2 separate regions of the Mus musculus genome follow, and region 1 is linked to region 2. Evidence: chromatin contacts called from ENCODE Hi-C or POLR2A ChIA-PET data. All regions are on one chromosome and are shown on one strand. The core of a region is the stretch at or near the end of the contact, and the rest is flanking DNA. Distances in the headings are between cores, read along the strand shown. Region 1 holds the start of Pecr (peroxisomal trans-2-enoyl-CoA reductase). Region 2 holds the start of D230017M19Rik (RIKEN cDNA D230017M19 gene).

Region 1 (6,746 bases), core at 2,218-4,717, 40 kb after region 2:
AACACATCTCCTTTCATACTTAGCCATTCCTCTGCGATAGGTAGATGATAGGTAAAGTATCCTTAAAGCAGGCCTGGTGTTCTAGCTTATAATCTGAGCTACTCAGGTGGCTGAGGCAGGAGAATCACCAATTCCAGGGCTGCCTGGGCTACAGAGTGAGAAGGCCAGACTTCAAATAAAAAGGTTTTGTTATTGTTGCTTTGTTTTTAAAGAGAGGTCTGGGGACGTATCCAGGTGGTAAAGAACTTTGCTGATCATGCACAAAGCTCTGGGTTCAATTCTCAGTACAGATAATTTAATTGTCAGTTAAATGTAAAGTAAAGACCAGATGTAGTGACTCTTGAATCTAATCCCACTACTCAGGAGGCAGAGGCAGGTGAATCTCTGTGACTTTCAGACTAGCCAAAGCTATAAAGGAAAAGAAGAAACCAACCAAACAAAAAAAGTCTTCTAGCAATTTTGAAACATTAACTATATTACTTCCTTTTATTACATTTGTTCAATGTGTGTGTGTGTGTGTGTGTGTGTGTGTGTGTGTGTGTGTCACAGCACCCATGTGGAGGTCAGAGCTTCCAGGAATCTGCCCTCTCCACCATGTAGGTCCTAGGAATTCTCGGCAGCAGGTGCCTCCGTACAACACAGTCTTAGTAACTGTGCATTTAATAAGCACTATGGGCAACAGCCAGCCAGACGTTATCCTTCCTAATTGAAACTTTGCACCCTTTCAACTCCTGCTTTTATTTACTCGGGGGAACTCCTAGAACGTATTCTGGGCACATTCACCCCATCCCCAACTCCCTCCAGATGACACTGGCACTTCTGACCAACCCCTTCCTACCAACACTAGCCTGGTGTGGTTATAGCACAGCCTTCCTCCACCCCAGTACATGTCTGTAACTAGAAATGAAAGACTTTTCAACAACAACAACAACAACAACAACACTAACAACAACAACAAAGGTAAGGAGACATTTGTAATTCCCCCCCCCCCCCAAAGATGACCAGTTTGTTTTGCATAGCATTAGCTCACGGTCGCTGCTAGGTCTCCTTTATGCTGTGCTGTGCTGTGCCAGGGACACCTGTAACAGTTGTTAAGACGTTCTGATAGCCTATATATCTGAGGAAGGCAGACCAGCTAACACTTTACTAAAGAATTTATCTGTGTGTGTGGGGGGGGGGGGGGCCTGGTGCTTGTGCAGAGGTTGGGTAACTCGTGGAACTCAGTCCCCTCCTTCCCCCATTCCTGTTCTGAGGATTGAACTTAGGCCATCAGGCTTGGCCGCAGGCACCTTCATCCACTAAGCCTTCCTGCCAGCTCTCGGCTAATGCTTTATAATAGTCTACTGTCCAATTTGGGTTGACATAACAACAGAAAACAGCCATTAATTCTGGCGTTAGCAAAAAAACAACAACAAAGACTGAAAAAGCCATAGGAGAGAGTATTTCACATACTTGGTGCTGGAGAGATAGCCCGGAGCTTAAGAGAGCTTGTGCTTCTCTTGCAGAGGGCATGAGCTTGGCTCTCACCACGCACACTGGGTGGCTCACACTCCAGTTCCAGGGGATCTGCCACTTCCAGCCTTCATGGGCACCTGTACTCCCACTCACAGGCCCTCCTCTGCCTCCCAATACACATATATAATTAAAAATACAACAAAACTTTAAAAGAACTTTTTTTCCCATATTCTCTCATGGAAGGCAATCCAATGATAAATACAGCAGTACAATGTTCACTTCTCTTTTAGGTGTAGGAAGTATTTCCCTAGGGACATACCCCAGGACTCTCACAGCATCTCCAGGGCTGAGTGGCCTTATATTTACAGTCATGCCACAATACTCTGTTGGCCGACCCCAGAACTGGTGTAGTGTTTGCCCAATGCAAACTTACTCAAAAAGAGGTTCAACAACTAGCAATCCACAGAAGAGGAACCAAGGTTCTGCAAATTTGCTGACAGAGGCCAAGATCCTGACCTTTGTACTAAACAGGTACTGGTTGATTTTTTTTTTTTTTTAATAATTCCTCCTCCCAGGGGAAGTTTCCTGGTGGAAGACAGGCTGGAAGTAATGGTAAAGTGCAAACTGCAATACTGTCTTGTTTTTTTTTTTTGCAGTGTACTGCTGATAAGATAAAGTCAATCATTTCTCCATGTATTTATTTCTTGTGTTAGTTCAGCATGGAATGTCAAGGCCAAATCATTTCTCATTTGTTCCACTTGATGTCAGATTTTTAAAAATCTACTTGTCAGGGCTGGAGAGACGGCTCAGCAGATAAGAGATCTGTCTGCTCTTCCAGAGGTCCTGAGTTCAATTTCCAGCAACCATATGGTAGCTCACAACCATCTGTAATGGGATCTGATACTGTCTTCTGGTGTGTCTGAAGACAGCTACAGTGTACTCATATACATAAAATAAAATTTTAAAAATCTTTAAAAAAAATCTACTTGTCAAAGCTCTTTGCACAATACAAGCGTCGTGTTGGAAATACTTTTCAAATATGCCTTTATAAACTTTGCACTCTTCCTTCTTACCCACATCTTCGAGGCAGGGTTTCTTTGTGAAACCTCGACTGACTTGGACCTCGATCTGTAGACCAGGCTAGCCTGAAACTCACAGAGATCCACCTGTCTCTGCCTCTTGAGTGCTGGAATTAAAGTCATATGTCACCACCACCTGGGAACAGTTTGCTTTGGGTTAAGAGTAAACCCAAAACCCGGACATGGTGGCGCACGCCTTTAATCCCAGCACTCGGGAGGCAGAGGCAGGCGGATTTCTGAGTTCGAGGCCAGCTGGTCTACAAAGTGAATTCCAGGACAGCCTGGGCTAATAAAAAGAAACCCTGTCTAGAAAAAAACAAAAAAAACAAAACAAAATAACAAAAAAAAGTAAACCCAAAGAAGATGCACATTCTCACATATTTAAATATTAAATGTAACTATTTTCTTCTTGATGGCTTCCTTGTGCGTGTGTTTACGTGATCATTCTAAGTTTAATAACTTTTCCTTTTTCTTGCTTTTAGCACAGGGGACGTGAGAAGAAAATCTGATCAGGGCCTCTCAACATTTCTCGGCTATTCGGAATAAAACCTCTGTTATTTCGTTTTCCCTCATTGCTCAGCTCTGCAGACCGGAGCTTTGCAACCTCTTCCCGGTCCGCCAGCACTCCCCTCTGTCTCTGAACCCAGTTTACCCGAGCTGGACCTCTGCGGACACTAGCCCAGCCCCAGAGGCCTGCTCACGTACCCAGGTGCAGGAGCTCCCGGGAGACGGCTTTTCCAATGCCTGTGCCCCCGCCGGTGACCACGGCCACTTGGTTCTTCAGCAACCCGGCCGCTAGGTAGCTCTGACCAGTCTTCCAAGAGCCCATGGCCACAAAGTGTCTGTCTCTGAGTTCTTGCTAAAGCTAGACCACGTGTTCCTCAGAAGTAGCTCTATTAGTAGCAGTCCTTGGCCACGTAACCAAACAGACCCCGCCCCTAAGTCCGCGTGGTCCCGCCTCAGGCCCCGCCCAGGCCCCGCCTTCGCGGCGCGCTAGGCCTCCTCCCAGAGCTGGACCGCTCCTGGCGGCCGCCCGCAGCCGTCTGCATCCTCAGCTTCCCTCCTGGGTCCCAGTGAAGGTGTGGGTGAGACTCCTCGTTCGATTTTTTTCATATTTATTTTTAAATGTCGGTGACATTGGGGGGAAACGACAGAGGAATGAAAAGAGAGTGAGAAAGAACGAAATGGGAAGGATATTTTCTGTTCTGAAAATCCAATCCTTGGGGCCATAGCTCCCACCGTTAATTAAAATTACATCTCCAGAGCATCTGTGTAGAGAAAGGCTGCAGGTCTGGGCCCTCGCAGTACCGATCTGCAACAGACATCTGGCTGTCTGGGCTTCAGCAGCTGTGTGCAGAGGGCTAGGAAGTGGGGAAAGGCTTAGGTTAGCTGAAGGGAAGCCATCCAGGTCCCAGATCCCTTCTTCTTCAGGGAGGGAGTCGAAAGGGAGGAGGGGGTGGGGCAGGAGAGGGCACACAGTTGCAGTTATCCACAGAGCCTAAATAATGAATGATTAAACAAAATGATTTTAGGCCACCCTCACCTCATTCTCAGTGCCCCACCCAGAAATGAAAAAAAAAAGCACCCTTCCATAGATTTGAGACCTGGTCCGTTTCATCTGGGTTATATAGCAGCAGATAAAGATGAATCGTTGCATGGTTCTTGTAAGATTCATTTCTAGGTTTATGGTTTTGGAACCTGCCTTTTAGCTCCTACCTTCAGCAAGGAACTTATCAGCTCCCAGTTGGTTCCAAGGAACAATTTATTGTTCACATTCTGTTTGTTTTGAATTAATTATTATTATTAATTTTTTTTTGAGACAAGGTCTCTCTCTCTATAGCCCTGGCTGTCCTGGAACTCACTATGTAGATCAGGTTGGCCTGGAACTTAAGAGATTCCCCCTGCCTCTGCCTACTGAATGCTGGGATTAAAGGCATGGGATACCATGCCCTGCCCTTCTGTTTGTTCATTTAAAAATTAACATTACATATGTGTGTGTGTGTGTGTGTGTGTGTGTGTGTGTGTGTGTGAGAAGACGAATTGCAGGAGTCAGTTCTCTTCTTGTACCGTATGGGTGCCACCAGGGATTGAACCCCATCATCAAGCGCAGCAGCAGCAGCCTTGCCCTCTTAGCTCTTTTCTGTTTATCTCTTTCCTTATGTCGGACTATGCTAGGTCATTGGTCTTAATCCAGGACAACAGTCTTTCTAACTTTGCCGGGGGTGCTCTGTTTTCCCTTTTCCAGTCAACAAATGCCATTTGTGTCTGTTTGGGGAGGTGGCGGTTGGAGCCACTACTTAAAAAATTCACAGAGAGAAGTGAAGTTAGACACTGGGTCTCTCGCACCAGCCAGACTGCAGTTCTGAGAGCACCTCTAGGCCCTCCACCTCCCTGGCCTTCTCTGACCTCTTTTTAGAAGCACTTCCCTCTCCAGCTTAGCTGCTGATGGATTCCAACCAGCACGCAGAAAGGAAGAGCTAAAGCTCTCTGGCTGTTTTTGTCTGGGAAGTCCATCAAGAGCTCTGGTAGCCGTCTGTTTATGTCAGTTATGTGATCATGAACACATTAAAAAATGGCACCACTGTAACCTCTTTTTAAAAATAATTCTTTTGTGTGTGTGTGTGTGTGTGTGTGTGTGTGTGTGGTGTATTTGTGTGTGTATGTGTGTTCCTGTTGAAGCCAGAGGAGATTGCTGGATATCCTTCTTTAGCATTGTCAGCCCTATAATCCCTTGAGACAGGGTCTCTCACTGAACCAGGAGCTTGCCCCCTTTAACTGGTGGGAGTCACAGACATCCTCCTGTCTGGCTTAGCCAGGGTTCTGGGGATTTGACTGGGGTCTTAATCCTTGCACAGAAATTAGTACCCTTTCCTGCTGGACCATCTCCACAGTCCCCTAAAAATACATTTAAATAGAGATGTTGAAGAATTGTTTCAGAAAAATACAGTTCCCAGCTATGTGATTCCCAAGGGCAAAGTGATCTATGTTGTTTGTTCTTCTGCCATGCTGAAGATCCAACCACGGAGCTTGCACTCGAGTTCCTCCACAGAGCCGAGCTAAACCTCCATCTCTCTCAAATGTGCAGAGAGAGAGAGAGAGAGAGAGAGAGAGAGAGAGAGAGAGAGAGAGAGAGAGAGAGAGAGAGGTCACTGAACAGACTGAGGCAGGTACTCTTAATGAGAACTGACTGGGGATGGGAGGCAGTTAAGTCCAATGGGCATGACAAGGTGCCATCTCTCAGCTGCAGGGATTTTGCAGCTGAGCAGTCAGTTCTTTCCCTCAATTCTGTTAAAACCTGTGGTTCAGGGGTGTGGGATCTCTCCAAGGGCTCCTTGGTTTAAAATAAAGAGATATGTTCTCTTTGTCTCGGCCTCCCGCCGCCCGGGTTTTAAGATCCTCCTAGCCCCTGAAAAATCACCACACCTGGCAATTTCACCTGGAAGTCCTTTATTTTCAGATTTGAGTCCTGGCCCCTGGTCCATGCCTCACCCTAGACCACCACCATGCTGCTTTGGTGACTTCTTGGGCCAAATCCAGCGCTAATCTCTATATTCTGCTGCAGCTGCTTCCTTTGTCCTGGCGAAGAGAGCTTGCTGTCACAGTGATCCATCCACACCCCCTGTGCTGTCACAGGCCATTAGCAGTGGCTTCCTTTCTCTTCTGAGATGCTCTTGCTGTTCACCCAGCTCCCTGACCCTCCCCCTCCCCCTCCCCATTTTCCTCGTTAGCTCCCCCCCAACCCCCTTGCAAAACAGCTGCTGGCTCCGATTGACAGTCAACACACAGACTCACAGAATCTGTGTAGCAGGAATACCAGTAAGGCATCTAACTCTGCTCGTGCCTCCAAGCAAGAGCCCTCACTTATGAGGCAGCTCACTTATGAGTGTTCAGTCAGTATGGCACTCCCTGAGTTCTTGTGTACCAGACATGGGGAAGACAGCTCAGGCAAGGGGGTGCTTGGGTTTCCCTGTCTTTGTTCAGTCTTCCATTGTAGCATAGGAGAGGAGGGGGTGGACGGTGGGAGAAGAACTTATCACATTAGGTAGGGCAGAAACCAAATAAAGGATCCAATCTTCAGCTCTTACGGTAAGGAGCAGCGTACAAGGTCTTTATAAACAAGCAACCACCCCTGCTTCCATGAACTGTTTTCTTTGCAGACAGATGGTGCAGAATCAGCCTCAGTGTTGTTTATTTGTTTCCTCTTTACTAGGG
Region 2 (6,785 bases), core at 2,522-5,021:
GAGTGTGTGTGTGTGTGTGTGTGTTGTGTGTTGTGTGTGTGTATGTGTGTGTATGTGTGTGTGTGGGTGTGTGGGTGTGTGTTGGTGGGAGTCTTCTGTAGGGAAAATGATCTGTTCAGCCTGCAGGGAAATGGTCTGGGTAAGGGAAGAGTGAAATTTGGTTCAGTTCAACTTAATTGCTATCTCCGGTTCAAACTTCCAGAGTCTGACACCAGTTGGTTTATTTTAGCTACATTGAAACACAGCACAATTTGAAGGATAGAAAGAAAAGGTTTTCTGATAACAGTTAACTCAGTCTCAAGTGTACAAAAAATTAACACATGTTACATTGAAATTCTTTACAAAGTACATCTGGCTTCTTTCTTAAAGATGAGTACTGTTTACTCAAAGGTAGCACCCAAATTGTCTAGGGAGATTGATTGGGGTAAGCATAGTATCTGTGGGAGTCAGGATTGGCTGGCCTAGGATGACAGAAGTCACCTATAGTGTTGGAAAGCACGGATGACGTCACTGCTAAGGATAGGTTTTATGGAGTAAAGCAGTGTTGAGGATTTGGAGGGAATTGTCTAGGATGAGTGAAACACATGAAAGACCCCCAAAGGGAGACCCTCACTCAAGTCTCGGGATAATAGCGGACCCTCAAGAACTCACAAGAGACCAAGCTTGATGCAAACCACATGAGGCTTTATTCAGGGAAAGCCAAAGCTCTAGGGACGACTCGTATCCCACGCAGGGTTAGAGGAGTCGACGTCGAGGGGAAAGGGGTCCCAGTTTTTATAGGCCCTCAGGGGGAAAGGAAGGGGGGAGTAGGGGATTTCCAGATCTAAACAATGTCTATTCTAAAATGATTTCTCAAGAAATGGGTATGGGAGGGGTACAAGGAAAGAGTCTGGTGCAGGTGCAGCAACTCCAGATTGGCCCGGCTGTGGCTTCTGGGGAGATTTTCTGACTCTTCCCCAGCAACCAATATCACAAACACCTGACAGTGGACTTCAGCAGTGGGCACACACCTGGGTTCAAGGAACGGTCAGAACATTGGCAGACACACGGGTTCAAATGAGTACACTGGCCATAGCATTATGCACCTCTATTTTTCTAAATCAGCAAAGCTAGTTCTGCTAACAATGAAATCTGTTTTGCCACTTTCAGGGCTTCTGTGACCTTTTACATCCTGTCAGGATCTTTCACACACTCTGGGGATACAGGCAGAGCCTGTAACAGCAGGTACCAAAGAATCACCAGGTTGGAAACTATATCCTTCTCCAGCATTCCAGGAGCAGAGGTGAAATCTTCTTTGTGTTTAAAGTTTCCTGGCATTTCCAGTGTTTATCTGTGTGCACGAGTATTTTTTTTTTTTTGTCCTCCACACACATATGAACCTTAAATGTCTATATGTGCCTTGAAAAATTCATGCTCTGATTAGTGTAGTGTGTCCTTTGTCCTTACCTCAGCCCTGTCTTTTCCATGTTTTAAACCTCTACAACATCTTTGTAAACCCTTTGTTTTGTTGTTGTTTTTTTGTTTGTTTGTTTTTGCTTTTGTTTTTTTGGTTTTTCGAGACAGGTTTTCTTTGTATATCCCTGGCTGTCCTGGAACTCACTTTATAGACCAGGGTGGCCTCGAACTCAGAAATCCACCTGCCTCTGCCTCCCGAGTGCTGGGATTAAAGGCATGCACCACATGCCTGGCCCAATATAAACCCATTGTTAACTACAGAGGTGTATCCAGTATTCCCATTTTATTGTATTTTTAAAGATTTATTTATTTATTTTATGTATATGAGTACATTGTAGCTGTACAGATGGTTGTGAGCCTGCATGTGGAGGTTGGGAATTAAATTTTAGGACCTCTGCTTGCTCCTGTCAACCGTGCTTGCTCCGGTCCACCCACTTGCTCAGTCCCTGCTCACTCTGGCCCAAAGTTTTATTTATTATTATAAATGAGTACACTGGCCAGTACTGGCAAGAATAATGATCACATGTATCTGGTCTCAAATCGTTTCCCACCTCTGCAAGGTTAGCCCTACAATAGTAAGTATCCCGTGCCCTCCAAGGTCTCATTGAGGTATCTGACAAAAATTAAGCAAAAATTAATGGCACAGCCAGGCGTGGTGGTGCACTCCTTTAATCCCAGCAGAGGATTAAAAAAAATTAATGGCATACAATCTTAGTGACTGTTCTGTTGCTGCATCATGACCATGGCAACTCTTTTTTGTTGTTGTTTTGTTTTGTTTTTTTGATTTTCGAGACAGGGTTTCTCTGTGTAGCTCTGGCTGTCCTGGAACCCACTCTGTAGACCAAGCTGGCCTTGAACTCAGAAATCCACCTGCCTCCCAAGTGCTGGGATTAAAGGCGTGTGCCACCACCGCCCCGCAACTCTTGTAAGAAAAGTCATTTCATTGGGGCGGGTTTACAGTTTCAGAGATGTGGCCCAATCTCATCATGGTGTGGTGGGAAGCATGCTGGTAGGCTCTGGAACAGTAGCTGAGAGCGAATTCCTGGAGCACGGGCAGAAAAAGATTCTGGACTTGGCATGGGCTTTTGAAACCTCAAAGACCACACCCAGTGACACACTTCCACCAACAAGGCCACACCTTCTAACCCTTGTAATCCTTTCAAACATTCCACTGCCTGGTGACTGAGCATTCAAATATATGAGTCTGTGGGGGCCATTCTTATTCAAACCATCACTGGTACCTTTACCTAAAGGATTTAAATGCTAATGACAATCCATTAAGTAGTTGATGGTTACAAAGTGATTTAAAGTTACAAATATAAGAAAACACAACAAAATCTCTGTAATAGGATGTATCAGGATGGTGTTTGTGTTTGGCATAAGAGGTCCCAAAGCCTTGGGGGCAACTCTAAGCCCAAATCCTACAATATTGAGTACTTACACATAAACACATTTAGAAGTTTGGTCTTTTAGTATTTTGCCCTTTATATTTGGCAGATTGTCTTTTACTTGAGGCTGGGTCTCATATAGTTTAGGCTTTGCCTGATCTGGTCCTCCATTCTGCAATTTCCAGTGGCAGTGGTTGGAAAGCATCCTACCCAGCTTTATTCCCTATAACACTCAAAGAGGCACAGAACCAGCCCAGAGCCTACAGCTCTTCGGGGTAAATTCCTCTCAGGATTATGTCTGTCCTTAAACTGAAAATGATCTAAGGTTCTGGGTACCAAGGAGCTAATAAGAGTAGTGACTGTCCACTCTTCACTCCCACGTGCCAAACATCATCGATCCCTGCATTATTATTGCATTTGATGTTAACCATCGGTATTTTTTAGCCTGAAAACTGTAGAAAAGTTCAAAGACATCACACAATTTATTAAGGATTTCAATATATGACATTTTTTTTTTTTGGTCAAGATTTACTACAGTTTTTACCTAAGTAGGTTTGCCTTGACAACATTGTGAAAACACCTAACAGAAAATCACTAGCCTGCTAGACTCCCTGTGGAGCCAGCCTCTCAACAAGGGAAGATTGTCTTAAGACAACGCGAACTAGGAGCAGTAGGTCCACCCTTCAGCCACCGTCCTGCCTCAGAGTTTATCCAGTGCATCTGGCCGTGGACATGCCCCCTTCAGGTCTTTCTATTTCCGGTGGATTCCAAACCGCAATAGTCTGTGAGTCGGCCTGTGAATCGCGGAGGCCGCGGGGAAGAGCTGATTTGCACGTCCTGCCTCCACGCGAGGGGCGTGGCGACGTGCACAGGCCTAATTTGGGCTTGTGTTGTCACGCCCTTCGCGAGGGGGCGGGGCATGCAAATCATACTCGGCGTGCGCGCTCGGGAACGCCGGGAGAGCCCGGGTCGTGGACGTTGAATCTGAAGCCGTGGGTGCTGGAGTGGGAGTGAGGTGTGGAGGGCGCAGACGCGGATCGGAGGAGGAAGGAACCGCGGGGGAGGCAGGAAGTGAGGGTTGCGAGCGGTCACCACAAAGGTAATGTGTCTCACGGACGCAGAGCATGGCTGCGTGGTCTGTATTTGGTATCGCTTCTCGGCCTTTTGGCTAAGATCAAGTGTAGTATCTGTTCTTATCAGTTTAATATCTGATACGTCCTCTATCCGAGGACAATATATTAAATGGATTTTTGGAACTAGGAGTTGGAATAGGAGCTTGCTCCGTCCACTCCACGCATCGACCTGGTATTGCAGTACCTCCAGGAACGGTGCAACCCCTCTGGGGAACAATGTTGGTTAAATGTAAGACATTTAGGACTATTATAGCTCGTAAATACAGGCTGCAGTTACTTTTTCTGTCTTCTTTTCTACTTTGTAGTTACCCGGGTCTCGTTAACCCCTCTTTGATAGACCAGGCTGGCCTCTAACTCGGAAGTCCGCCTGCTTGCCGCCAGTTGATCTTTTTCTATTGCTTTACTTTTCTTATTATTATTCAGGTTTCATATTTCCACTACCAGGCTTTTCAGGCAGAGCAGCTCGCTTCTTTACTTTTTTACACAGTCTTTCCATCCACTGGTCAATAACTGTGATTAGGTGGGAAAGACTCTAAGGTTTTTATCTCTTTTTTTCCCCTCTGGGGAATAATGCTGGTTTAATAAGAGACCTAGAAATTAGGCCAACGTGGATTTCTTACCAACCTGTTAGTTTTACTGCACATCACTCTACATTGCTGCATAATATTCTACATAATGTCTAGCTTTTGATCTGGAAAGAGCTGTGAGGCTGTAAGGTTACTAAGATGGACAAGTTATTTTCAGCTTACTGTCACAAAACACTTGCTAGTTATGTAAGTCTGGTGGCATTAAAAACTCTTAGGCTTGCATAATTTTTCTGAAAGCTAAAATTTTGTTGACTGTTTATGCCTATGCTGATTTTCACAGCAAAGACCCGCTCTAGGTATGTTATTTTTGTACAGTAACCTATAAATAATGATTCACTGACAGAAGTTGTGTCAGAGTCCTAGATTCTTCTGAAATAAATTATTTTTAAAAGGATTTATTTATTTATTGTACATATATGAGTACTGTACCTGCCTTCAGACACACCAGAAGAGGGCATCAGATCCCATTACAGATGGTTGTGAGTCACCATGTGGTTGCTGGGAATTGAACTCAGGACCCCCGCAAGAGCAGTCAGTCCTTTTTTTTTTTTTTTTAAGATTTATTTATTTATGATATGTAAGTACACTGTACTTCAGACACTCCAGAAGAGGGAGTCAGATCTCGTTATGGATGGTTGTGAGCCACCATGTGGTTGCTGGGATTTGAACTCTGGACCTTCAGAAGAGCAGTCGGGTGCTTTTACCCACTGAGCCATCTCACCAGCCCCTGAAATAAATTCTAGTGACTGTCCTGAGAAGAATGGGTAGAGTGCTGCCATTTTGTCCAAACTCAGGCGATTGTTTAAGCCTGAAGAATTAAGCAAAGTAATTTGGAGCTGTTCCCATTACAATGTGTTATCAAAAAGTGAAAAATGCCAACAACAACATCAAATTAACTACAGCTGGTACCCGGCAATGGCCTGCACATACGACCCCCACCCCCACCCCATTGCATGCATAATTTTAAAATAAGATGAAAATAAATGTTTAGGAGCTTGAGAAATAGCTCAGAGGTTAAGTTAGGGCACTGTCTGGGAGCCAATACCTTGACTTCCATGGGTACCAGGCGCACAGACATATATGCAAGCAACACACTCATACACATAAAGTCAAATATATTTTATTCTCTCATATATTTTATCTGGACTGCAGATGTCCTCTCCCTAGTGTCCCAACCCGTGTCCTCCCTAGATCCACCCTCTCCCACCTCCACTCAAAAAAGAGCAGGTCTCCCAAGGACATCAACCAAACACAGCATAAACAACCTACATTACGACCAGGAACATATCATTACTCAAGGCTGGATGAGGCAATCTTGTAGGAAAAAGCATCCCACAAGTAGGTAAGTGTCAGGGACAGCCCCCACTCTCACTGTTATGATTCCTCCACGAAACACCAGGCTACACGACCATAGCATACACAGCAAGACCTAGGTCAGACTCTTACAGGCTCCCTGGTCTCTTCAAGCCCCCACGAGTGTCAGTCAGTTGATTCTGTGAGCTCTGTTCTCATGGTGTCCCTTCTGCTAGGCTCCAGTCCCAGAACATTCTACAGACATAATAAACTTTGGGTTGAAAGTTTTGTGGCTAGGTTGGTGTCCCAATCCATCCACTTGAGGCCTTGCCTGATTACAGAAGATGGCTGGTTCAGGCCCTGAGAGTCACCATTACTAGGAGTCCTTGCTAGGGCTATTCTTGCAGGTTCCATGGAGTTTCCATTGCACTAGATTTCCACCTCTCCCCTTGAAATGTCCTCTAAATCCTCTCCTTTCTCCCAGTATTTTCTCCCCATTACCTGATCCCTCCTGTGCCACCCCCACTGTCTTAGTTAGGGTTTTACTGCTGTGAACAGACACCATGACCAAGGCAAGTCTTATAAAAACAACATTTAATTGGGGCTGGCTTACAGGTTCAGAGGTTAAGTCCATTATCATCAAGGTGGGAGCATGGCATGGCGCAGGCATTCATTCAGGCATGGCGCAGGCAGAGCTGAGAGTTTTACATCTTCATCCAAAGGCTGCTAGTGGAAGACTGACTTCCAGGCAACTAGGGTGAGGATCTTAAGCCCATGCCCACAGTGACACACCTATTCCAACAAGGCCATACCTTCAAGTGGTGCCGCTCCCTGGCCCAAGAATATACAAACCATCACACCCACCCACAAAATTTATTCTATTTTTCCTTCCCAGGGAGAACCTTGCATCTCTGCCTTCAGCCCTCCTC

The links. Hi-C counts contacts between places; a loop is a spot of excess contacts on that map. ChIA-PET counts read pairs that join two places held with the same protein, here RNA polymerase II (POLR2A).
Region 1: a loop to region 2 is called in a map of gastrocnemius, with 4 times the contacts of the local background. The contact joins the promoter of Pecr here to the promoter of D230017M19Rik in region 2. A Hi-C loop is called at or near these places in 3 of 37 maps with a recorded cell type or tissue (gastrocnemius and heart). POLR2A ChIA-PET finds 5 or more read pairs at or near these places in 5 of 5 experiments (Patski and embryonic stem cell).

Annotation. Positions count from the first base shown.
Region 1 is chr1:72,280,854-72,287,599 of GRCm38, forward strand. Pecr (peroxisomal trans-2-enoyl-CoA reductase) reads right to left here and starts at 3,468. Exons shown (of 8, transcript NM_023523.6): 1 at 3,240-3,468. The coding sequence starts at 3,363. It overlaps Tmem169 (transmembrane protein 169), which reads left to right and starts at 3,520. Exons shown (of 3, transcript NM_175564.4): 1 at 3,520-3,613. It overlaps Gm51631 (a long non-coding RNA gene), which reads right to left. Exons shown (of 3, transcript XR_003947863.1): 2 at 5,958-6,110; 3 at 3,645-3,895.
Region 2 is chr1:72,240,222-72,247,006 of GRCm38, forward strand. D230017M19Rik (RIKEN cDNA D230017M19 gene) reads left to right here and starts at 3,772. Exons shown (of 4, transcript NR_155355.1): 1 at 3,772-3,942. It overlaps Gm24497 (a small nuclear RNA gene), which reads left to right and starts at 3,992; the gene lies at 3,992-4,182.